6 separate regions of the Homo sapiens genome follow, and all the other regions are linked to region 1. The links are chromatin contacts, found by Hi-C or POLR2A ChIA-PET in ENCODE. All regions are on one chromosome and are shown on one strand. The core of a region is the stretch at or near the end of the contact, and the rest is flanking DNA. Distances in the headings are between cores, read along the strand shown.

Region 1 (4,023 bases), core at 1,082-3,581:
AAACACAAACTAGGTTAAACAATAAGAATTTGTGGCAAAAAATAATGGGCTGTCGCAAGGAATCGGGGGCAGGCAGGGCTGTACCAGGGACACAGGAACCGATGCTGCCAATAACATTAGACTCCTGTTGGCCTCAGCGCTCTCTCCCAGCCTGTCTGGCTGTGGCTGAGGCTCTATCTTTGTTTTCTGCTCGATCTTTATCTCTGTTTCTGCCTTCAGATTGGCCTTGCCTCTCCTCTCCTGACCATGGGAAACATGGTCATGTATGTTATAATATCTTGCAGTTTTAGCCCTGGGGAGAAACTGACTTTTTCACTTCCAGTTTCAAAATTTCCCAAGAAGGCTTTTGATTGGATTCAAATATGTCAGCTCTTCCCGCTGGGACCAATCCCCTGTGGCAAGGTGGGGGAGGGAAATTTGAGAAGGGCCGTGAATGGTCCAGCTTAGGTCAGAGGTACAGTTTCCACGTCCCCACCCCCACCCCCGCCCCGTCAACAAAACAGCTCTGCCCTGTAAGCCTGTGGGTGTGGGTGAAGGTGGAAGTGGGTCGGAAGAGGCTGCGGGCTCCACTTTGCCAGGAGTGTAGGGGGAAGGGCTGAGTTGAGGAAACAATGGGTCTAGCACTTCTGCTGACCTTGTTTTCAGAAACAACCACAGGGCCTCTGGCCCCAGTGGAACTTGACTCATAAAGGCGAGAGACTTGACTATTGAAAAAGGTCTCCTATGAAATCTGAATTTCACTTAATCCTCAGAACAACTGTTGAGGGGGTTGTTACTACTCCCATTTTAAGACGCGGGCTGTAGAGAGGGTAACCACCCTGTCCACATTCACACAGCGAACACGTGGTGGGGCAGGGCTCAAGTCCAGGCGATTCCAAAGTCCCCCCGTGCTGTTTGCGCCACGCGGTGCTCCCACCAAGCCCACTCCGCGGGGAGAAAAACCATAGGCCTCGGAGGAGGAGCGGCTCCTCGCAGTGGGGTGGGGCAGAGGCCAGCATGAGGCCTTGTTCACTGGAGGATTCCACAGGCCTGGAACGGAAAGAATGAGAGCTCTGCAGGCAGGCAGAGCCCAGGGCGCCCAGTGCCCCCAGGCTGCGACAGCCAAGTCGGTGGGCGCGCATGGCGGGGCTTGAAGGAAAGGTCCAGAGCCGGTGGGAAAGGCCACGCCCCGGGGTAGAGCGCTTCCTTCCAGATCCCGGCCTTTAACTGCAATTCCGTTTTAAGGGCAACCCTGCCCGGTTCACACCTAGCCTTGAAGATGACAGATTGCACTGTGAGCAATTTGCAGGGTGAGAACGGGAGCCTACGACTCCGCACCTGCACTGCCAGAGCCATAAATGCAGCAAATCATGGCCTATAAAATGTCACCACTGCTGAAGTGCAATTTTCCAGGGGTCTTCTGCAGAGGGAACTCCACCACGGAGAGCGACCCTCGGCTCTGCAGCCTAAGAGGAAGGCCCCTGCAGGGTGGGGGAGGGAACAGGGAGGTCTTCCTCCCCATCCCCTTCGTGCCACTGCTCCCCCCTTTGTGACCCCACTCTGCCACGTGGTAAAAGCTTCCGGGGGGAGGCATTAGTTATTTCTGTCTGAGGAGTTTTTGACCAAACGTAAACATCAGAGGAGCGGGAACCCGAGCCCCGCCTGGGCTGGGCGGCAGCGACCCCGACGCCGCGGCGGCAGAGCCGGAGCTCGAAGCAGCCGCCGCTGTTGCGAGCCGCCCCTCCCCCGCCAGGCTGGCGAGCCCATTTTCGCTTGGCCGGTCTCCGCGCTGCCGGATGGATTGCGCCCCACCCCCGCTCCTCTGCTCAGTCATTCAGACTTGGAAAGTCAATAACACGCTGACATCATCAGGGGTTTGTGTATTATTACACGGCTACTTTCCAGAGTACCTGGCATTATCTAAGAGAGGAGCACTCCGGCTGCCCAAGAAAGGGCCTGAACTGGGAGCTTGGCGGCCTCGGGGAGGGGCGGCTGCTCAGAGCCAGGCCTTTCCCTAGTGGGGAGGGCATCTGCAAGGCACAAATTAGAAACAGACTATGAGCTTTTGCTTCACTAAATGCAGATGCACTTTAGATATCGATACATGCTTCATTTTGCCTTCGGGTGCACTTATAAATCATCCTTAAGTGACCTCTATTTCTACCAAAGACATCCACTTGGTCTTTAAGAAGCATTCTTAGTGATCCTCACAAAGGAAAAAAAAAAAAAGGAGATATCTTCTGTGACAGGAAGCCAAAGGCTGATTTTCTTTTTTTTTTTTTTGAGACTCTTGGAGTGTGTGTGTGTGTGTGTGTGTGTGTGTGTGTGTGTGCGCGCGCGCGCGCGCGATTCTCTGTTATGTAATCGCCATCACGGGTGATTAGGTCTTCTAGGTCTTTCCCTCCAGGGCTGAACTGGATGGTTTGGTTGCTGTGTTTTTCTTAAGCCTCACACAGGGCAAACACACATGAAAAACATGTCCCAGATTTATGGCGCAAAACTGCTCTCCAAGCAAATTGCCTTAGAAGACTGTCTCGGTTTTGGAGGAAGGAAATAGATGAATTTGTTGCTAATTAAGACTCCTTATCTTACTACTCTGGCATTTCCTTTTTTCTAGAACGAATTTTTAAAAATAATTTTATGTAGTTTAGATGTTCCCTCCCTTCCCCCTTGCTGTAATGGTACTTGAAATAGCTTAAATAACTAATTGTATAGACAACTGTACTTTTGTTCTACACACACACACACACACACACACACACACCAGTTAACGTGAAAGGCAGTAACTCATACAACATGGTACCTTTTCTGTTTGGCCATACAGACTGTTTCCTTCTTTACACACACAGGGCTGATCTCATTTAAATTCTCTTAGCATCTTAAATTGCAAAAAATGGCAGCCAGCTGAAAACTGGCTACCTGGAGAATTACAAGGGGAGAGAGCTGTTCTTTGGCCTCATCTTAATCTCTCTGTACCTCAAGCAGGGAGTCCATCTCTGATAAAAGTCTTTAGAGCTCCCCAGGAGGAAGCGAAGCAGACATGTTTTTCAACAATGTAACAATTTCCCTATGTGTACTTGATCATTTCGGGAGAACTTGTAGTAGATTATGACTACTTCCCTCCAGATGGTCTGACGGAAAAACTCTCCCACCAGACTTGCACTTCTAAAATCACTTCCCCAGGCCTGGCCCTCCCACCCCACCCCCATTTCCCCTTTCGGAGGTGCAGGCAGCTGGGGAGGCCTGGAACACCAGACCTCCAAGATGGCCCAGCATGTGTTGAGTCTGGAGGCTGAAGCTGCTGAAGTGGGGAAGGGTCGGGGCACTCGCCTCCAACTGGGAGCTATTTACCTAGGGGGTTTCCCTCAGCTCAGAGAGGAGCATGCAGACCTGACAGTCTGTCTTTTTGGTTCTCAAGATGAAGAAACTCTTCAGTCTCTAAGCACTTCCGGTTTTTAGCCCAGCTGACCCTCTCGTCTTTGCCTTAGCCTCTCCCAGACACAACTGCCTACTATAGGGATCCGTGCTAGGGAAGGACGTGGGCCACCTTGCTTTGGGTGCTGAGCTTCGGCAGCGGGCAACGGACTTCCTACCCTAGAGTTTCTGCCTAAGCAGGGGAGGACAAAGTCTGGAGGATCAGCTTGGATAGAACCTGATAAGTAGGAGGCAGGCTACCAGTTGCCAAAGTTCAGCACCCCTAACTAGAGGCTGACAAGGTTCTTTGCCTAGCAAGGAACCTTATATTTGGCAGAGGAGGAGAGAATTCAGTGAAGAAGAGCCATGTTGGGGGGATGGAGGAGCAGGAGTCTCTGCCCTGGACAAGCTCAGTGTGTTGGAACAGGTAGACACAGAAATGACCGCCTGAGAGCATGCCCTCTGCCCTTCAGTGAGGGCCTCTAAGGGGCTGGTCCTCCTGTGCTGTGGGAGGGAGAAGGAACTCCAGGTGACCGTGGCATCAGGCTATTCCTCCCACAGCTGGCCCTGGAGGAACCCTGGTAATCTGATGGGCTAGGAGCGGTCCTCCGGGAGTGACATTATTTCCCC
Region 2 (4,023 bases), core at 967-3,466, 470 kb after region 1:
GAGTGATTAAAGTTGTGATTCAGTAATAACAATTTAAAGAAATTTATCAATAGCAAATGTAAAAATAATTTAAATCAAGAATTAGTTTCAATCAAGAAAATTTCAGATTTTATTTTATTATTCATTTATATTTGTTATATCTGTGGATCTGTTTTATTTATGTTCATGAGGACCTGTTTGGTCTGAAAGTAATTTAAGATAGCTTACAAAGAAGCATATTATATATAGTAAAATGATATTAAATTTAAATTAATAGGAAAAGTTAGATAAATGGAAAACAAAGGTAGAAAAGAAGGAGATGGTGTTTTGAATATGAAATTGTATCTTGAATCCCCCATGCTTGCTACAAGTGGTAATGAGAGTGGTAATATAATTCAAGAAGATGATTGTGTAAAACAAACTGGTTGCTTAGGCAGAGGACATCCATTATTGATACTGTGATAAGAGTAATTTCTGCCATGTTGCTCAGTTTCAGTATTCACCAGAATCTTAAGCATTAAACTTGAATATTAAACCAGGAACTTGGAATATGGTCTTTAATAAATTCATGCAGTAATTGTTTATTGAAATAGTTTCTGACCCACAGAAATTATTGTGTTAGGTGCTACAGAGAAGAGAGACATGTCTCAAACTATCCCTGCTCTTGAATAATATGCATTAAAGAAAGAATATAAGTAATACATTAATAAACTACATTCATCAGGAGGCTGAAGCCAGAGGATCACGTGACGCTAGCAGTTCAAGACCAGCCTGGGCAATACAGTGAGACCCTCTCTCAAGCAACAACAGAAATTAGCTGGGCATGGTGGTGCGCAGCTGCAGTCCTAGCTTCCTGGGAGGCTGAGGCAGGAGGACTGCTTGAGCTCAGGAGTTTGAGGCTTCAGTGACCTATATGATCTGTTACTCCAGCCTGGGTGACAGAGAGAGACACTATCTTTAAAAAAATTAATAGAGGCTGGGTGCGGTGGCTTGTGCCTGTAATCCTAACACTTTGGGAGGCCAAGGTGGGCGGATCACTTGAGATCGGGAGTTTGAGACCAGCCTGGCCAACATGGTGAAACTCTGTCACTTCTAAACATACAAAAATTAGCTGGGCAAGGTGGCATACGCCTGTAATCCCAGCTACTTGGGAGGCTGAGGCAGGAGAATTGGTTCAATGTGGGAGGTGGAGGTTGCAGTGAGCCGAGATCACGCCACCTCATTCCAGCCTGGGCAACATTGAGCGAGACTCCATCTCAAAACAAACAAACAAACAAACAAACAAAGTTCAAAGTAGATAGTGATGATGAGAGGTACACGTGTGGTGTTAAAAGTAGCTCCCCATTTATATCTTACCGCATTCTGTGGACCACCCCACAGAAGATATTGTAACAAATAAAATCTTTATACTTTCTAACATATTAACTCTTTTAATTTCTTAATGGTGGCTTTTAAATACTTAATGATTCTTTTATGTGGATTTCAAAAGCCAGACAGTGCAGTATCCATGCATAGCCACCCAGGACTACTAAAGGTCATAGTGGAGAAGACTTGTCATAAATATTATAATCCCATGGATAATTCTGTCCTTTAACTCTGTATGCAACTTAGATCATAAACTTGCAAAGTGGATGCCAAGCCTCATATTAGTTCTTCATCTCAATTTGTCAAAAATTGATTTCACCAAGTTCAGAGAGAGAGAAAATAAAGCACAAATGCACTGTTTTCCTAGAGGGCATGTGCATATTTTCTATACATTCGTTCAACATTATTAAACATTTATTATATTATGGGAATGGTACTGAGCATGGAATTATAACAAAAGTAAATTTTTTAAAATTTTCCTCAAGGAAAATAATTTATTGTTTAGGTGGAGAGACAGATATATAAACGAATAGTTATAGCAATGAGAGAAGTACAGATAGACATTTGTAAGAAGGGAAAAGGCAAGCTCTGCCTAGCAGGATAGAGAAAAGGCCACATTGAACTGGCGTTTGAATTTCCTCTTGAAAGATGTGCATTTTGCCAAGTGGAGATTGTACAATAGGAATGATATTCATCCTGGTTAGGAAATGTTCTTGGAGCACCTCCCAGCCTTTCGGTCTAATATTTCCTGAGTACCTCTCAAGGATTCAGTGTGGGATTAGGTGATGTGGTAATTATAAAGAAATAGAAGCCTTGTTACTCGTCTTCAGAATGTTTACTCATAAGGGGTAGTAAATTTCCCTCCCCACACTTTCAACAGTGATTAAGAGGTCATGACTGTCAGTCCTAAATTGTGTGTCACGTCATAAATTCTGTAGATTAGAGAGCATGATCATGTAATTCACAGCAACCAGGGCAAGCCTCACAGATGGGGTAAGGCCTAATCTGTTCCTTGGAAACTGGGATGAGGTTTGGATGTGGGAGAGAGAATGCTTTAACAGTCAAGCCACAAACCTGTATTGAGGGCCTACCATGTGTCAGGCTCATGAATAAAGAAGCAGCATGGGAGTGGGGAAAAAACTGGGATTGAGGTTACATGTGTTTGTGGAAAAACCTGGCTGGACTAGTGAGTTTGAGGTGAGGGATGGCGGGCAATAAGTATAGAGTGAAACGAGTTTGGGCAAGAAAACTGCAGCTAGATTAAAAGGTGCTCTGAAGGACAGGCAGTGGCTTTTGGGTTTGGCATTTATGAAAATGGGGAGTCACCAAAGGTTTTTGAGTATGGGAGAGAGCTGCTGAAAGAAGTACACAAATAAAAGTAACCTTCTTTAGGGAAGTTACATTGGAACAGCTGGAAGGGCTTGTAGAGATCCCTTTACTCACTACCCCATCTGAATATCCTTCAGATGGCCATCATTTGACTGAAAAGGCAATGAAGGCCCACAGAGGTTATAGGATTTGCTTAAGACAAATAGAGTAATCTTGTCTCCATTTCAGGCTCCTTCTTTTGATCTTAACAGTGTGTGTGTTCTAGGCTGGGTGGATGGACAGTAAAGGGAGTAGGAGCATCGAGGTCCAGGACCAGCCAGGCTGAATGAGAGGGCAAACAGGAAGCAGCCGTGACCCAGATTATGTTACAGCCATAGAATGAGCATATTAGAACTCGTAGAAGACCTAAATGCCATCCAGCCTTATCCTATTGCTTTGCAGAGAGGGACAGTTGAGGGCCCAGAGGGAAAGTGACTCACACAACAGAGCGATCTAATGACCTGACTTTAAGTCCAGCTATTTTCCCTGTGTCCACCTCCCTTCCTCCTTCAGATTCTATGGTTGTGTGGATGGGCTCTATTTTCTGTCCCCAGCTAGTTACCTGTTCATGCACTACACCCCTTGGATCCTCTGTTAAAGAGAGACTTAGTAATTGGGATACCTGCGCTGCCGATGGATTTGCCACATCTATTCTGTTCTCAGGTTGTATGTTGTTTGTGTGTGTGTGCTTGTGTGTGTGCATGTGTGTGTGTGTGTGTGAGAGAGATGTGCTACAAAAAGAAAGCTAAGGGAGGCATGCAGAAGACTGCACCAGAATGAGTTTGTACCTTTATCCAAAAAAGCCACAGTTTCCTTCATTCTTTCTCCTCCCTAGAAGGAGACCAGTTCTTATAGCTGCAGAGAAGGGTAGGGAATGACAGTAGGAAAGGGGCATTGCTAGAGTCAGAGGCACAGGTGGCATGAGAAGTGCAGACCAGTCAGAAACAAGGCCCATCACACTCTTACCCTCAGCCCTGTGCTCTGGGATCCTCTCTGTGATCCTGATCGTGATCGTGTAAGGGTAAGAAGTTGGGAGGAAGGAACCTCAGCAACATCTCCTCTCTTGCCCTACTGAACTCTGGAAGCCACGTTGTTTTCCAGGAGAGGTGGAGGAGGTCAGGGCCTAGCTAATATCTGGTGCTGCTGGAGAAGATGCTTTCCAAATGGACAGTTAAGAAGAGTGACGAAGGTATTTAAGAAATTTAGCCACAAAAGCACTTGTAAATAGTGTTAAAAGGCAGTGGGAAAGAGATATTTAGATTTGGTAATTTAAAAAAGTCAATGCACACCTATATGAATAAAGTTTTGAGT
Region 3 (4,023 bases), core at 483-2,982, 410 kb before region 1:
TCAGTAATCGATCCCAAATCCACAGCTGGGAGGTAGTAGAGCCAGGATGTGAACTGCCAGTCCTGTCTGACCCCCAAGCATGTGTCTGAACTCCTCAATTTCCCCCATCTAGCTATGTGTTTCCCAAAAAATCCCATTCCTCCTTGACATATGTCAGAGTTCTTCCTCCTTAGAGGTAAAATGGGGGAGAGATAAGGCATAAGGAAAAGAAAGACATTGACAACATGGAAAAAAAAAAAAAAAAAAGACCAGATCTTAAAAAGAAAAACTGGCCACGAGAAATTTTCATTGGTGAGAGAAGCCCAGAGATCTTTAAAATAAAGATGGCTACTCTTCCATTTTAAATTGTTTCCCATGCAGTGTTCTATTCTGAGATCTCCCTGCTGTATTAGTCAGCTAGAGCTGCCATAACAGATTACCACAGACTGAGTGGCTTAAACAACACAAATCTGGAGTCCAGAAGCCTAAGATCAAGGTGTTGGCAAGGTGGGTTTCTTCTGGGACCTCTCTCCTTGGCTTGGAGATGGCTTTTTCCTGGGTCTCCACATGTTCTTTTTCTCTGTGTGTCCATGTCCAAATCTCCCCTTCTTATAAGGACACATGTCATATTGAATTAGGGCCCATCTCAATTATTTCATTTAACTTTAATTACCTCTTTAAAGACCCTTATCTCTCAATGCGGTCTCATTCTGGGGTACTGAAGATTAAAACATAAACACATGAATTTGGGGTTAGGGGAATATGCAATTCAACTTCTAGCACCACCACCCACCCGCCCACACACATACACACACTTTATGCCAGACTTTCAGTAAAAATCTGCAAGATACACTGTCTTGGGTAAAAGAAATTGGTGGAAAATTAAAGACAAAGTTGTCTTCCATATATGGAATTAATGACAAAAATAGAAAAGGAAAAAAAATGGCCAGGAGGTGAGATGCAAACAGGGAATAAGAATTTAACAGAAGCAGGAAATCAAGGTTAGGAAAGCAAAGAAAAATGTGCCAGGAACAGTTTAACCCTACCCCCACCACAGAGATACTAGGATTCCCAACCAGATGTGGATTTGGCCTTGAGTGTATTTTGTTTTGTTTGTTGTGACTATTAAATGAATGATAAATCCTAAATCCTGGACATCTTTGGGTGACATGGTGATAACTGGTATGGCAATTTTTCAGTGAATTACCATTAAATCCCAGCCTATCTAATCACAGGTCATGCAACTCATTGCGGTAGAAATGTAGTCCAAATATTCATCTCTTGATTCCCAGCCCAGTTTACCATCCCTCATCATTAAAACAGAACTAGAGAGGATGACAAGGGCTAGAGGTGAAAACAACAGTGGGCCTCTCCTTGGATCCAAGGCAGCACAATGATTCAAAATCAAATGTGTGGCTGCCCAGGAGAGAAATTCAGGTGACTCACAGACGCTCTTTGACTCAGTCCTGTGTAATGGAATTTCAAAACAGGAATAACATTATTACACCTTCCAGCAATTCACAGCCAATATTTGCAATTAAAAATCACCGGGTTCTAGCCTTAAATAAGGCTGTTGAAGAACTTATGCTAATAAATGGCTCTCCTTCGCACTTACAAAATTATTCTAAGCCATTGGGAAAGGTCACTTCTGCTAACAGTGTACAAAAAAAAGATCTTCCCTTTGGTTCTAATTCTGGGTGAATGGCATGCCTGTGGGGCTGACTGACAGGACCCTGTGCCAGCATGGTGCCACATGCCAGCTGGTCAGTACAGCCAAGGAGCATACGTATGCTGGGCCCTGTATCAGCAGTCTCAGCTGGTCACTGACAAGGCAACCATGCTGAAGACATATTTTGCAATTTGGTCACACTAAAATTTGATTGCGTGTGTATGTGTGAGTCCATGTATGTTTAATGATATGAATCAATACAGTTTATTGGCAATTGTTTTTCAGACTGACAATAAGCAACACAAAAGCTCAAATAAATTGTTTCTCATCTCTTTGGAATCATGTGGAGCAAACAGGTGTAAAAAAGGAAAAGGAAAAACAGCCAAAAAAAGAGGACAGGTAAATGAGACATTTTACAGTACATTAAGGTGTGAGGCTGGCACTGCATTCTTACTAAAATACACACACACACAAATTGGGGCCTTATAGAGGAAAGAAAATAAATTTAATCTCCAGCTCGCCCAATGCAAATTCAAGGCATTCCATTCTTACTGTTCACTCCCAAAAGCTACAATCTGGCCAGTAGGACAAGAATTATGCAGGCATAAAAATATGGAGCAAAAATAAGGGAAGAAAATGGGTCCCTGAAAACCTTAAAGAAATGAAATATACTTTAAGAAATATTGGAGGGGTCTGGAAGCAGACACTGGAACAGCAACCAAATCAGTGTTCAGGTATCCAGGAAGCTGTTTGGGGTGGGAGGGAGTAAGGCTTACGAGGGCGGCCTGACCCCCAGGACGCCACGGGTCGAGTCGAGGAGTTAATGCAGGATGTTGCTGACCAGCAAGAACTTGCAGAGGAGATTTTAACAACGATTTCAAGACCTGCAGGGTCTGGAAGAGTTTGACAAGAATGAGCTCATAGCGGAATTAGAAGAACTCATCTCACTTCAAAGCCATAGGGCTGCATCACTGCTTCCTCTACAGAGTCTGCACAGGGGAGGGGAAAACTGGCCGGGGCAGGGGGCAGTAAGCAGAGCAGCAGATGCCTGCTGTTTATGATGTTGAATTATATAAAATAAACTGTATTTGCAAATCCAACATTTAGCTTCTGGGCTAGATATCATAACTTCACTGCTGAATCCTCAATGGAAAGAGCCACTTGTTTGCACTTGAAGGTGTCTGAAAATGTCATCTCTGTCCTTTTAAGACAGGCAACTTGTTCCACGTTTCTCTGTCAGACTTGTATGGTACTGGAAGAAAAGCCATTTTTTAAAAGTCATAGACCTTCCCTTGTCCTTAGCTGTAATAATACATCTGATTTTGGTTTCCTAAAGAGTTGTATTTCTCTTCAACCCTGTATGTACCTCTCTTGCCCACTCCTCATTCCCACTCCACTGGTCTTTCGGAGTTTGTGATTCTTATTTGAAATTGACAATATTCTCTTGAGAGCAAGTAAGATTGTTAGAATTAAATTGCAGCCATAGAGTTTTTAAATATAATTCTAAGGTCCTTGAGGCTGTTTGTAGTAACTGCTAGATAACTTGTTGGAAACATGTGCACACATTTGTATTCAAATGAAATTATAGTTTGCACTATCATCTATTAAATATCTTGATTAATTTTTTAAGAAAAGGAAAATATTGGAAAACCCCAAAAAGCAATTTTATTTTGTTTATTTATTTATTTATTTTGAGACGGAGTCTCGCTCTATTGCCCAGGCTGGAGTACAGTGGCTCAATCTCGGCTCACTGCAACCTCTGCCTCCCAGGTTCAGGTGATTCTCCTGCCTCAGCCTCCCGAGCAGCTGGGATTACAGACACATGCCACCATGCCTGGCTATTTTTTTTATTTTTGGTAAAGACAGGGTTTCACCATGTTGGCCAGGCTGGTCTTGAACTCCTTACCTCAAGTGATCTGCCTGCCTCAGCTTCCCAAAGTGCTGGGATTACAGGTATGAGCCACCATGCCTGGCCCAGATAGCAATTTTTAAAAACTTAGATGCATAATAGCAAAACGGAGAGTCATGTGGCTAATCAGCATGCTTCCATAAACACAAAGAATTCCAAAGATGATAATCCTGACACCAACATCATCAGTATTAAGGTTCTTCTAGTAATAAGGAATAAATACAAACTCTGGCTAGATTCAGAGAGATACGAGAGGAGAAAGGGGGAGAATGAATTTACTGGAAGGACACTGGAAGGAGTTCGTAAAGCTCTAGGGGCTTGAAGGGTAATTTCCTGTAGAGCATTGATTTTCAACCTTGATTACATAATAGAATCACACGGGTAACTGTAAAAAAAAAGAAAAAAGTAATGCACTGACTCCACTCAGACAAATTACATCAGAATCTCAAGGGGTAGGGCCCTTGAA
Region 4 (4,023 bases), core at 386-2,885, 390 kb after region 1:
TGCAATTCTCTTGCATGGGCTGTGACAGGCAGACACCTCACTAATTAGATCAGCACAGGGGTCTGCATACATTTAGTGTGGGGACCTCCAGCCCATCCTGGAGCGCACAAATTTAGTTCAGCACCATTCAGCTGCTGAAATTTGATGCAGTGGCCCTGGATGACCAAAGAATGTGGTGATAATTCTAAACAGGGTGTGTTCATTAAGTGAAGGAAATGTAGAATACGTTTTAGATGAAAAAGAAATTTTTAAGTTTGGAGGGTAAAGATCAATCATCCGTAAAACTAACTGATATATAACAGTTCATTTTTGTTGATACTAGATAAATAAGGAGTGAAGACATTTTCAGAATTACAATGGCATTTATCTGCCTTCATTAAATTAAGCTCAGGAAACTAATGCAGACTCCAAATTGCCCACAGTCTAACACAGTCTCTGCATCTGCGGTTAACAAAATTAAATTTGGGAAAATCAAGAGTAAGACTTTTAATGTTTCTACCACCTGTCAGCCTGGAAAGTTTTCTTAGTTTTTCTTTTTGGAGAGGCATTTGAGATTTGTGTTCCTGTCAACTTGAGAGAGGAATGGAGGAAGTCAAAGGGAAGAAGAGGAGCTGATGTTGCAGTCCGAGGGGAAACAGGAGTGAGGGCAGGGAGCCCAGAAGAGGGTCAGGGTGAAGATGGGTGTGGGGAAGGCAGAGCAAACCAGCTGCTGCTGTCAACCCTGACCTATTTCCTGGAGCTCTGGGAGCCCTCCCATCCCTGCTCTCAGCAACAGTGATGCTGCCTTTGGGCGGCTGTGCAGCCAACCCACACTGAGTGATAGCTGTCCCTGTCATTTTCTTAAATGTCACCAGTGAAAGAGACATTTCCACCTCCCTGGAGTACACATACTCCACTTGTGGATAAGTGGACACTTGGTTCCATTTTCACAGCTTCCAAAAATTGGTCACAGATGACTAACAATTGTGTCAACTTCTCTGGTATGAGAAGCCATAGATGGAGGTATACAGAAATGATTTCTTAAAAAATGTAATGTCCTTTCTATGTGGCAGTAAAACATCTTTCCTGCCACTAGGAGAAATGTGTTCTTTGAATTATTTTCACAGCCATAAAGGCAGACCTGTGAAAGGCTATCTGTACTGGATAGTTCTCTGCTTTCATGGATTTTATTCAGAATCATCCATTCTTGGAAATGGTGGGGAAAGGGGAAATAAAAAGAGAACAAATATATGTTGGATTAGTTAGTATAAATTATAATTCATAAACTACAGTGTCCAAGCAATATTACCTTCCACATATTCTAGAATAGCTTGGTTCCTATTTTTGAGCCCCTGCCTGGTGCCAGTAACGTGTTTTCAGCTAATTCAGGGTTTCTGTCCCCATTTTCCTTGGAGGAATATCTAAGTTCTTTGGGGATATTGCTGGTGCCAAGCATGAAGCTGTTGGAGAACGAGGAGGCTTTGGCATCTTGTCCTCAGCATCACGTAAATCCTATCAGAACTTAGAAGTGAAATGGGAAGGATTGTTTATCTCCTGCCCAACTAGCTGCTGGGTTGTTCCTTACTCCCACTCACAAGGTCTCTTTGTGTCACTCTAGGTCATTTTGCTCTCCTGAGACAGTCTGGGAACCACTTTGAGGCTGTTTGAGTCCAGAGCCATGGCCTAGGCCTCTTGCAGTGTGGGGATCCTGCTGTGTTCCCTCAGCCGAATCAGGGGCACTGGGCAGTGCCTTCCCCTCTCCTGGCCTATTCTCAGCCACGCCTAAGTGATCTTATTTCATCTTGACACTAACCTTGGATATTTGAAATAGAATTATTCATTTACAAAGGAGGAAAATGAGATTCAGACAAGCTAAATACATGCCAAAGCCACATAACTACAAGTGGCAGAGCTCAGTCTGCTTTCCAAACCCATGCGGCTCCCTTCATCACCGTGACTCACCCACTTTATCCCCCAACTTCGAGGAAGTCTCTTCTGATCACCCAAGAATAATGTCTGCCTCCTTAGAAATTTTGTAGCCGTTGGTGTTTCAATTTTGGGAGTGACATCTAATTGTCACACACTGTTTCACATGCTAGCTATCTGTGCACGTATCTAGACAAGCCTGCTTAGGCTGTGGCTCCTGGAAGGCAAAGACCACTTCTTGTGTTTATCTCTATCCCATCTACTAACACCACACTCTGCACATGATAAATGTTTAATATATGATTGATTACAATAAAAACGTGTTAAAAAATTGGTAAATGGATGAACCTCTACTTTCTATATGAATGTATTCTATCTGTGTGCTTACACTGCAATTATAGGCTAGTTAACAATGCATGGCCTATAGATGTCTGCCCTTGTTCTTGCCTTCTAGTTCCACAGTCCTTAATCCACACTGTACTTTGGAGAGCATACAGGTCCAGCAGTGATGCGGCTCTATCTCACGCCTACTCTCTTATTCTACTTACAGAATCTGCTGTCCCCTGACTTTTTAATTTCTCAGTTTTCTGACTCCATTCCCAGGCTCCAGACATAGGCCTCTATGCTCTTCTTTTTAAAGACAAGTCATTTGGACCCTTACTTGGAGCCTTTCTTGCCCTGTGGTAAGATTGAATCTCAACTCTGCATGCTCCCTCAATTGCCAGGGCACCTGGGACTCTGGGAACAGACAGGGTCTGTGCCCACATCAGCCTGGTGGTATTCTCACTGGCTTGGAGTATTCTTGCCAGTGTCCTCATCTTCCCACAGGACAGAAGGATTATCATACGGTGAACATATGGAGTGTTCCCAAGGTGCCTCTTAAAAAATCCCAATAACTGGTTCAATGGTACAGCTTAGAAATGCGTAATTGAATTTTTAAAAATAGTTTAGATTAAAATCTATTTAGAAAAGGGGGAAATGATATATTTTCTTATATATGCTATGGCAAAGTTTAATATCCAAGGATAATCCCTACAGAGTTGTCAGATCTGTTGGTTATAAGGGAGAGATACCTAATTTAAATTAATTTAAGCAAAAGAAGAGAATGAATTGTTTATATAACTGAAAAGTCTAGGGCTTCAGGCACAATAGAATCCAGTGATATCTGTCTTTCTCTAAATCTAGAGACTTTGCTTTCAAACTTTAATTTGGACCCTAACAGGTGGGGCCTCTCTCAGAAGCAGAGATACTTTCTCTCTCAGCATCCAATTAGTTGCTGAAAAAGTACTCTGAGTGGCCCTGCTTGGGTCATGCCCGCTATTAGACCAATCTGTATCCACTGAGAAAGGATATGCTGGTCAGCTTAGATTATGTTTCTTCTACTGTGGTTGTCAATGCAGGATCACATGATTGTGAGGTCCTCTAGAGTCCTCCAGACTAAGTGAGGCAAGGCAGATTCCCAAATGAAACAATGTAGGGAAGACCGAAATACCCAGCACATGCCCATTGTGTTCATGAATTAGGTCCTCCATAATGGTCCCCCCCCATCTCACTACCCCCAGTGAAATGAATCTATGCCCTACAAATGGCTAAAGGGAATTAACATCTGTTGATCTCTTGTTAAGTTCAAGCACTATGCAGGGAATATTAAAAGCATCATATTCTTTAACTCTTATAATTGTCTTCCTTTATTCCACCTTTTTAACAAGTCTGCCACCAGTTCAGCAAGGCAAGCTAGGTCTCGTGTGGAAGGAAAGCCCTGCAGCCCCTCAGCATTCACAGCTCTTATTTTACTCACTGGTATCTGGTCCTGTCCTCGATCACTTTACCCTGACCTAACACCAGTCTCTATTCCACCATCAGTCAGCCCAGTTTTGCTACACCAATTGACCATCTCCAAAGAGTTTCTGACCTACCCCCTCCTTCTACCTGACAGTTCCACACACAGACCCCTTCCTCATTCTCTGTGACTTACTGTATTAGTCTATTCTTGCACTGCTATAAAGAAATATCCGAGACTGGATAATTTATAAAGGATAGAGGTTTAATTGGCTCATAGTTCTATAGTCTGTACAGGAAGCATAGAGGCTTCTGCTTTTGGGGAGGCCTCAGGAAATT
Region 5 (4,023 bases), core at 772-3,271, 370 kb after region 1:
AGGCGTGGTGGCATATGCCTGTAATCCAAGCTACTTGGGGGGCTGAGACAGGAGAATCACTTGGACGCGGGAGGCGGAGGTTGCTGTGAGCCAAGATCGGGCCATTGCACTCCAGCCTGGGCAACAAGAGCGAAACTCCATCTCAAAAAAAAAAACAAAAAAACAAAAACCCACAATGATGCAATTTTACAGTGGAGTAGAGAGAGTGGGATCAGCTCTGAATTTGGCATGGGCAAGTGAGAATTTATAGTCAAGGAGCAGGCTGGGGTCAATAGATGGAAAATTACTGAGAGGAACCATCAGGGGCAAGGGGGATTCTGGTTAAATGAACTGAACAGCTGAACAGGATTCTTGCTGGAGACAGGCCAGGGTGGTCAGACATCACCTGGGGGATGGTGGAGGATAAGGAACATGATCAGATATAAAGGGTTATCTGATATCAAGGGTGGGAGAACCCTGCTAAACTGACTTAGCAGGGTTCCCCCTAAAATTTGATTTCACAAGGAAGTGCACAGACAGGCCTAGGAGAAGATTTGGGAAACTGATTCAAGTTTGGTTAAGCAAAGAATTTTTGTCACCCCTGAGGAAAGTAGCAACCTCCAGCCACTGACCTACGGGTGACATAAAAAGGTCTGCCCACATGAGGAGTTTGTTCTAAGTAGGATTCAGTGGGGGAACTGCTAAAGTCCTTGAGCTTGGCATAACAAAATTCAAGATACTCTTTGTAAATAATTAGACTATTACTGTGGCAATGAAATAGAGGACAAGAAAAAGGAGAGACTGATGCAGGAAAAAGAGTTAAGAAGCTGTTGCAATAATGTAAGTAAAAATGACCAGAAGTTATGCTGGTGTCTCCCACAGATCACTTTCACAGAATAAGACAACCAATTAGATGTGGGTGTCAAGAGAGAACTGAGTCAATAGTGTTGCCTAGGTTTGAACCTGATGGTTAGTAGCACAGTGGGGCCGTATAAAGAAATAGGGAAATCAGGCCAGGCGCGTTGGCTCACGCCTGTAATCCAGCACTTTGGGAGGCCGAGGAGGGCGGATCACGAGGTCAGGAGATCGAGACCATCCTGGCTAACACGGTGAAACCCTGTCTCTACTAAAAATGCAAAAAGAAATTAGCTGGGCATGGTGGCAAGCACCTGTAGTCCCAGCTACTTGGGAGGCTGAGGCAAGAGAATGGTGTGAACCCAGGAGGCGGAGCTTGCAGTGAGTCGAGATTGCACCACTGCACTCTAGCCTGGGCAACAGAGCGAGACTCTGTCTCAAAAAAAAAAAAAAAAAAAAAAAAAAAAAGAAAGAAAGAAATAGGGAAATGAGAATGAGAAGAATGCAGTTTCAGGAAAAGACCATGAGTTCAATTTGGAGCATGTCATGTTTATGCAGCCCAGGGGAACATGAATGACTGGAATGATGTCACTAAAGACCAAAGGCTATAGGATACGAATGGTGCTACTTGAAAGACTATTTTTTTAAGGTCTTTGAAACAAATGGCTTCTTGAATAAACTCATCACACACATCTACCCCCTCCCACTCAAAGTCACTTTGTTTGCCTGAATCACCCTCTTTATTTTTCCTTTCTTTTTTTTTCTGCTTTCTGTTTTTGTTTTTCTTTTTTAAGATTGAACATAAGTCAACTTCATTCCAGTTCAGGTCAGAGTGCTCTCTAAATCAAAATTAGCATTTTGAATTGATGAAAGACTGAGCTTTTAATTAAAAAATATTAGGTAATGAATGTACCAGGAATGAACTAAAAAAGATGCAAGCTTTTCTTATACTGACTTCAGTTTTATTCCCCAGTGTCTCCCACTGAGGGAAGGTCATGAGCAACAAGGCACCAGCACACTGGATCCAGAATTGCTAAAGCAAGTTTTCTTCTCCGGCAGAGTCCCTGAGGACGCTGAATCCGGCTGAGCTGTGCAGGGTTTCATATTCTTCCCCTAAGTAAATTAAATCATGAGCACATCTCATCACAGAGGCCTGCACAAAAGCCTGCTCTACCTTTTTGGCAAGCAATGCTTAAAGTGGAGCATTTAGAAATGCTAAAAGCCTGCCTCCCTCAGCCATCTGTGTTGGCTGGCCCAGCTGCGACCACGACCACGGGTGGGCCCTGGGGGTTGGGGAGCGGGTGGGGAAGCAGGGTCATGGTGGCAAATTTCATCCATGTGGGAGCCAAATCGAGTCCAAATGGACTCCTGGCAACGTTTTCTCTCTTTTGGTCAATAATGATGTAATTCTTCCCTGAAGCAGCTAGAGATCCTATTGGATATTTGCATGGAGGAAGAGACTATCTAACCCTTTTTCCCCAACTTTGAAAGTGCTAGAAATGTGAGGGTAAATGAATACAAATAGGAACGTGCTGGGAAGATACAGTAGGGAAGCCTTCTGTGGCTCTGCAAGCTGATACAAATGCTGGCTTAATTAGAAAATCAATCTTGCTGTCCGGCTGATTGATTGCAATCCTCTGCTGGAGGTACGAAAGAGAGTCGAGTCATGACGAGATAATTTTTTCCTATTACTAAAAGAAGGCTTAATGTACATCTCTAAGCAATTCAGCGTGAAGAACTTGTTAAAAACACGACCACATTTTCCCTCTTGTTAATTGAATCTTTGGGGGCGGGGAGGAGAAATAACACAGCAATTTGTGTTTTGTGAAAACGCCTATTATATTTTTTTTCCTGAGGATACCCACGTTCTGACAGGTGATTTAGTAATTGTCTTCAAAGAAATGGAAGCTTTTATTATTATTATTATTATTATAAGAAGGAGGATGGGTGGCGGCTCACCACACGCACAGAACTGACGTAAGAGGGAATGTTTGCATTGGGAAGGATTGACGTTGCTAACCCTCAGTTCACACTTTTTGGTGTCCACAGTGTGCTCACCCAAACATATTGTAAGTATAAAGGTTAGATATTATCTCCTATGCTCAGATGAGGAACAGGCTTTGAGAGTTTAACTTGACCAAGGCCACACAGATGGTGAGTGGAGGTGCCTTGGAGAAGGGTTGCTTGTGCTCAGCTTTGCATTTCACAGATTCCATTTGGCTTCTTTAGAAAGGCGACCATAGCTGATCTGTTTCTGTTCATTCCTTCTTTCATCCTATTGGTTCTCTGGCACCCTCTGATCTGCTTTTAACGCCCAACTCAGGGCGCATCCTTAATTCAGAACACAGGTCTTGATTGCACAGAATTCTCATGCTTCTGCTCTGCATTCGTTTCCTCTCAGTCTTGAAAATGCAAAACATTTCTGCCTCAACTCCAGGACTCCATCAACTGTCTCTCTGTAGCTTTAACTGTTTTATTTGTCATTTCATAGATCTGTATAATGTTGAAGCTATAGCTCTCTTCCACGGAGAGTGATCCCTACTGATTTTTTTTTTTTTCTGCAGAAAAGCCTCTTACAAAATGCTTGCTGCAACTAAGGTTGCAAGGATTTTAGAAACCTTCCTGGCTTTTTAAGGAGATCAGGAAAAAAAAAATCCAAGTCTACGGGTTCCTGGAAGAACTATTCCTTTGCTTAGAAACCCTTTCCTCGAGTTCTTTTCTGTCCTCAATATCTCAATTATTCTTTACACTTTCACCTCCTCTCCCAACCCACATCAGCCCTTAATCTTGAGCTAAAAATTTTTCCCTCTGGTTTCAGTGATATTTTGCTATTCAACCATCTCATGTACTTTAACATGTGGATTACACTTGTAATACTTAGTCATCTCCAAAAAGCCCCCAGCCAAGCCCAAGCTTATTAGTGAAATGCAACCTGCATTCTTTGGACAGTGTTCATCACAAACTTCATTTTTATGAGAAACATAGTGAAGCTTGCTTAATAAAAACAAGAGAGATTATATGTTGCAATGGTCCGAGATAGTAAGAATAATTAAATTATGCAGCTAGCTTTAAAATCTCATTTTCTCATTTTAGGCATCCACTTCAGCTTAATTTATTATATAATGCTATAATTATTAAATTAAATCCTTGAAGACAGACCCAGAGAAGATATCAGCCATCATTTAATTA
Region 6 (4,023 bases), core at 409-2,908, 290 kb after region 1:
CACATTGCAACTTTGGCTGGAATCTGACAAAGTCACTCATGGTGTCTTTTTGAGAACAGTAAGAAGGGATGCAGGTTGGTACTTCCCAGTACTGTGAGTGAAATTCATAACTGGTTGAAAACAGAACCCAAAGGAGGCATGAGTATGAGGTCAACTGCATACTTGAGAGTGGTCTCTGTCTTAACCGACCACATGTCACTATTTTCAACAGTGTTTCAGAGGTGGATATTAATGGCATGCTGATGAAATTTTCAAATGGACTCAAGTTGGGAGAAGTGAATATTTAGATGAAGATTAGCTGACAAAGTGCTCTTGACAAATTGAAATAATGAGTTATATCTAACCAGACAAATTTTAAGTGGATAATCATAATGAAACAGCACAATGATAGGTTGGGGTAGGAGTGGGGAAGAAGATTTGGATCAAATAGTTGGTGAGTCTAGTTGGGAGTAAGTTCCACTTGAGTGCCCAGGGCAACATGACTTGCAAAAAAGGTTAGGTTCCTTGGCCGAGTTAATAAAAGCTATTATTTATATCAAAGAGGGTTTTAAGTGTCTTTCTTGTCTGGCTTGCCCAACTTGATGGGAGCCTGCATGTGGATTTCCGGTATTGTATCTCAGCATGCTGGCCGACTGCAGTGTTGGAGAGACACACACAGCCTGGAGAGGGACAGGAAGCTCTGTGGTGGAAGGTTGGTTGAAGACATCTGCATTGTTTAGCTTGGAAACTATTACTTAGCTTATAACATTAATTGCTAAGGATTATTTATTTGTAACAAAAATTTACAATGAGAAAAACCCTCCAATACACTTCAACTGAACTAATTAATCAGTGTGGTTTATGAAATGTTTGAATTGGTCACCCATTACTATCTTTGTATTAAAGTTTACCATGATCTTTTCAAAGAAGTGTTGAGAAAGAAGATAATTTGGATTTATGGTGTGTCTCTTAGAATTTGGTCTCCTGCAATTCTCTGTCAATAAATTTGCTTGGGGAGTATCTGTTCTTCTGTGCCAATAAAAAAGGTATGAGTTTTATAAATAATAATAGTCCACAGGCTTGAATGTGCAAAGCTGAAACTTTCTATCTCTATAAATGAATTTAACGCTCTCTAGTTCCTATTTCTGCTTTTAATGGAAAACTTAATGTTATCACTTTGACAACATTCACTTCTAGTTTAAATCGAAACTAAAATCTAAATTTGGTCTAAAATTCAGTCTAATCAGAATTTTCTTTGCTTCTTCTGCTTCCCCGGAGTTCCTGGCAGGTTGGTGTGGCATAAGGAAAGAAAATCTGATTTTCCTGTTTGTCTCTGATCTCTGTGGTTCTCACAGAGGGTGTGTGGGGGGGGTCTCCTTCCATTTGGTCTTTGGTCTTCCCTCCATGGAAGGTTTATGCACCCTGTATCCTCTGACCTGGAACTGTGAGTGGTAACCCCTTTTCTCAACCACTTCTGTGACTTTTTTTGTATGCGCATTGGGATTGTGTGCCTTCTTAGGTACTCTTGGCTCTTTTCCACTTACCACCCTGCAGAAATCACAGCTTTGGGAACTGCACCTATATTCCTCCTTCGGCCCTTTGACCTACAGCTTGGCATCGTGTCAAACTCAGGGCTTTGCTGTGAGCTGCGCAGTATCTGAACCGCATTGTGGAAAGCCAGGAAATGGGCTCTTTTTCTCTGAAATCCCCAGTTCTCACCTGTGACTTCTGGTGTGGATGCTACCAAGGTCCTATGAGAGATGGCATTGTCAGTGTGCCAAGCCACTTCTCAGGTCCTCACAGCATGCAAGCTCTTACAATTATTATTTCTTCTCCAAGTGGTAGGAAAGCTGCTCTTTGCACAGCTAGTTTCCTCTGAAATGTTTCCCACTCCATGAATGCTTTGTTCTGAATTTTCCAGAATTTATCTTTTGTAATTCAAAGCCAAATCTTCAGAATCTCCAATAGTTTTGTTTTTTCTTGTTCTCAAGTGCCTGCCTCTGCTAATGTCATGAATCAGTTGTGGAAATGCAAAGCCCAAAGTGTACTCTATTTTCCCCACCATCAGCCTCATGTACCCCTCTATAGACTGCAGAGAAAAAAAAATGGCTAAGAAGGAAAAATACAAATGTTTCCATTATATTGGGCAGGAGAGGAGGTGGTAAGGTTAACATTGGAATTGGAGTGGGAGTGGGAGGCCGTTAGGTGGGAGGGGTGAAAACTATTGTTGGGCTTGTGGAGCTTGGAAAATCTCCTTCTGTGGTTCTGATATAATTCTTGCCTCTCCCTAGAACCTCACTTTGTGAGGTTCAGTGTTTACCAGTGTCTTTCATTGTGTGACACATTCTTCAATAAGCCATCGTGTATTGAGAAGCGGGCTGTGGGTCATTGTTCACTGCACTTCAGGGCACTCATCCTTTCCTCTGTCCCTAAGGAACACAAGAACCACACCTGTCTTTTCAGCATCCTGTCTTGCAAGCCCAGTCACACGGTGGGTGCTCTGGAAATATTTATTGTATGAATGATTGAAGACGGTATGAATGACTGAAGACGGTATGAATGACAGCCAGGTTTAGTTTTGGGAAAAAATTATATTCAAGACAATTGAGGAGGTGATGCTATTCTGGATTAGGAAAAGGAGAGGGGAAAAAGGGAAAATAGCTTCTATATTCCAAGAGACTCATATTTTGAAACCCAAGATGGCACAGAGAGTATTGAGTTGTGTTTATTAGGGGCTGAGCAGTTTCTAGTGTCTGATAGCCAGAACATTGCATCTGCCTTCCCCTCTTATCCCCTCTGCAATAAGACATGAAGTCTTGGTTAATCTATAGGTCCTTGAGCAGAAGTGTCCTGGGTTATCCAGTCCTCAGCATCAGCAGTGTTCATCTATTGATCAATTGGAGCCTCAGTCAGGATCTTTGAACAGCTTTCCTTGGGCCAAGGGCCAGCTTCCCCAAGTGAGTGTTCTGCATAGAGGCCTGCACACCCCAGCCAGGTCATACCACCTAAAGTCACTCCACGGAGGTAGACACAGAAGGAGGAAACAATTCCAAACCAGGAATTTGTTTCCCCAAAATGTTTCTATCATTGATTTTCGCATTTATTTTCTACTCTTAAAACCATTAATAACCATGAAGCTGAAATAGATGCCTGGTTAGTTTCAAATCAGTTCTGTGACATTATTGACTTCATTCTATATCAGAGGAATAAGGAGAATTTTTGGGGAAATTATTTTAAATTCTGTCCTACTCTGTCTTACCTTATCTTTGTACTTCTTGATTTTTGAAAGCAGTGTGGTAGTGAATCATTAGCTATACTATCCTCACAAGCCCATGTCAGATTTTTTAGTATTCCTTACAGGAACACATTCTATCTAATAAATTTTTCAGTCAGGAAATCATAGGAGAGAAGCCACTGGTCGTTGCCAGATTGGGAAAAAATGGAAATTCAGCTTCATTTAAAAATATTCTCTCTACTTGACATATTTAAATATGTTATTCTTTATTATGTTTTGATTACATAAGCAAAGATATTTTGCAATCTGCCATTTTTATTTACAGCAAAGTCATAGAAATGAATCTTTCTCTTTTAGTTTATGGTTGTGTGGGAAAATGTGTTACTCTTTAAGATCATTGAAGCTTAAAATATAAGCTTGAAGTTTTACATATTGATAAGTTGAAATATTTTGGCAAAAAAATTGTATTAAGCAACCAAAAATTTGAGAAAGTACGGCTAAAATATCTTTCCTCATTGTAATAAAATAGAGATGTGAAGTTAGTAACATTAGTATAATATGGAGTTTAATTCAATAGAAATCACGCACTCAAACCTTTTCAACAACCATTTATTGAATATTGACAACGAGCAAGGCCAAAGTCAGTAGAGAATTAAATAATGAACCAAATCCATATTCTGTCCTCAATGAATGTATAAGATAAAGTATAATCAAAAGCAAGGTGGGGAGTGGTGAATACCATAAGGAATTTGGAAAAGGCATGTACTGCTCTTAGCAAGAGACTAAGGAAGAATCTGGGAGGAGTCAGT

What was found. Hi-C counts contacts between places; a loop is a spot of excess contacts on that map. ChIA-PET counts read pairs that join two places held with the same protein, here RNA polymerase II (POLR2A). Pooled maps may share reads with other maps.
Region 2: a loop to region 1 is called in a map of sigmoid colon, with 5 times the contacts of the local background. The contact joins two enhancer-like sites. A Hi-C loop is called at or near these places in 5 of 168 maps with a recorded cell type or tissue (HepG2, ascending aorta, esophagus muscularis mucosa and 2 more), 1 of 37 single-sample maps with no recorded cell type and 9 of 50 pooled maps. POLR2A ChIA-PET finds 5 or more read pairs at or near these places in 4 of 52 experiments (CD4-positive, alpha-beta T cell, HepG2, OCI-LY7 and 1 more).
Region 3: a loop to region 1 is called in a map of gastrocnemius medialis, with 4 times the contacts of the local background. The contact joins two enhancer-like sites. A Hi-C loop is called at or near these places in 3 of 168 maps with a recorded cell type or tissue (PC-9, cardiac septum and gastrocnemius medialis) and 10 of 50 pooled maps.
Region 4: a loop to region 1 is called in a pooled map, with 2.3 times the contacts of the local background. The contact joins two enhancer-like sites. A Hi-C loop is called at or near these places in 1 of 168 maps with a recorded cell type or tissue (esophagus muscularis mucosa) and 5 of 50 pooled maps. POLR2A ChIA-PET finds 5 or more read pairs at or near these places in 3 of 52 experiments (B cell, CD4-positive, alpha-beta T cell and PC-9).
Region 5: a map of psoas muscle shows a loop between it and region 1 (2.3-fold over the local background). The contact joins two enhancer-like sites. A Hi-C loop is called at or near these places in 9 of 168 maps with a recorded cell type or tissue (Right ventricle myocardium inferior, Right ventricle myocardium superior, cardiac septum and 5 more) and 11 of 50 pooled maps. POLR2A ChIA-PET finds 5 or more read pairs at or near these places in 1 of 52 experiments (WTC11).
Region 6: a loop to region 1 is called in a map of CD8-positive, alpha-beta T cell, with 2.0 times the contacts of the local background. The contact joins two enhancer-like sites. A Hi-C loop is called at or near these places in 3 of 168 maps with a recorded cell type or tissue (CD4-positive, alpha-beta memory T cell, CD8-positive, alpha-beta T cell and naive thymus-derived CD4-positive, alpha-beta T cell), 6 of 37 single-sample maps with no recorded cell type and 7 of 50 pooled maps. POLR2A ChIA-PET finds 5 or more read pairs at or near these places in 6 of 52 experiments (CD4-positive, alpha-beta T cell, CD4-positive, alpha-beta memory T cell, CD8-positive, alpha-beta T cell and 3 more).

The regions. Positions count from the first base shown.
Region 1 is chr3:177,358,245-177,362,267 of GRCh38, forward strand. No RefSeq gene overlaps it. Among named protein-coding and RNA genes, the nearest start is that of LINC00501, 66 kb to the left of the region's middle. RefSeq lists enhancers at 1-70, 191-430, 1,285-2,126, 1,637-1,931, 3,222-3,421 and 1 more. Within about 2 kb of position 2,332, at least 38 of the 41 ENCODE cell types and tissues checked have a DNase peak (open chromatin) inside an H3K27ac peak, as active enhancers do; they include CD4-positive, alpha-beta T cell, CD8-positive, alpha-beta T cell, gastrocnemius medialis and 2 more, where a contact is called at or near this core.
Region 2 is chr3:177,828,440-177,832,462 of GRCh38, forward strand. The region is part of intron 1 of LINC02015 (long intergenic non-protein coding RNA 2015); the gene reads left to right. Among named protein-coding and RNA genes, the nearest start is that of LINC02015, 14 kb to the left of the region's middle. Within about 2 kb of position 2,217, at least 5 of the 41 ENCODE cell types and tissues checked have a DNase peak (open chromatin) inside an H3K27ac peak, as active enhancers do.
Region 3 is chr3:176,949,584-176,953,606 of GRCh38, forward strand. No RefSeq gene overlaps it. Among named protein-coding and RNA genes, the nearest start is that of TBL1XR1-AS1, 86 kb to the right of the region's middle. Within about 2 kb of position 1,733, at least 6 of the 41 ENCODE cell types and tissues checked have a DNase peak (open chromatin) inside an H3K27ac peak, as active enhancers do; they include gastrocnemius medialis, where a contact is called at or near this core.
Region 4 is chr3:177,752,961-177,756,983 of GRCh38, forward strand. No RefSeq gene overlaps it. Among named protein-coding and RNA genes, the nearest start is that of LINC02015, 62 kb to the right of the region's middle. Within about 2 kb of position 1,636, at least 10 of the 41 ENCODE cell types and tissues checked have a DNase peak (open chromatin) inside an H3K27ac peak, as active enhancers do.
Region 5 is chr3:177,728,155-177,732,177 of GRCh38, forward strand. The region is part of intron 3 of LINC00578 (long intergenic non-protein coding RNA 578); the gene reads left to right. Among named protein-coding and RNA genes, the nearest start is that of LINC02015, 87 kb to the right of the region's middle. Within about 2 kb of position 2,022, at least 9 of the 41 ENCODE cell types and tissues checked have a DNase peak (open chromatin) inside an H3K27ac peak, as active enhancers do; they include heart right ventricle and psoas muscle, where a contact is called at or near this core.
Region 6 is chr3:177,646,378-177,650,400 of GRCh38, forward strand. The region is part of intron 3 of LINC00578 (long intergenic non-protein coding RNA 578); the gene reads left to right. Among named protein-coding and RNA genes, the nearest start is that of LINC02015, 170 kb to the right of the region's middle. Within about 2 kb of position 1,659, at least 4 of the 41 ENCODE cell types and tissues checked have a DNase peak (open chromatin) inside an H3K27ac peak, as active enhancers do; they include CD4-positive, alpha-beta T cell and CD8-positive, alpha-beta T cell, where a contact is called at or near this core.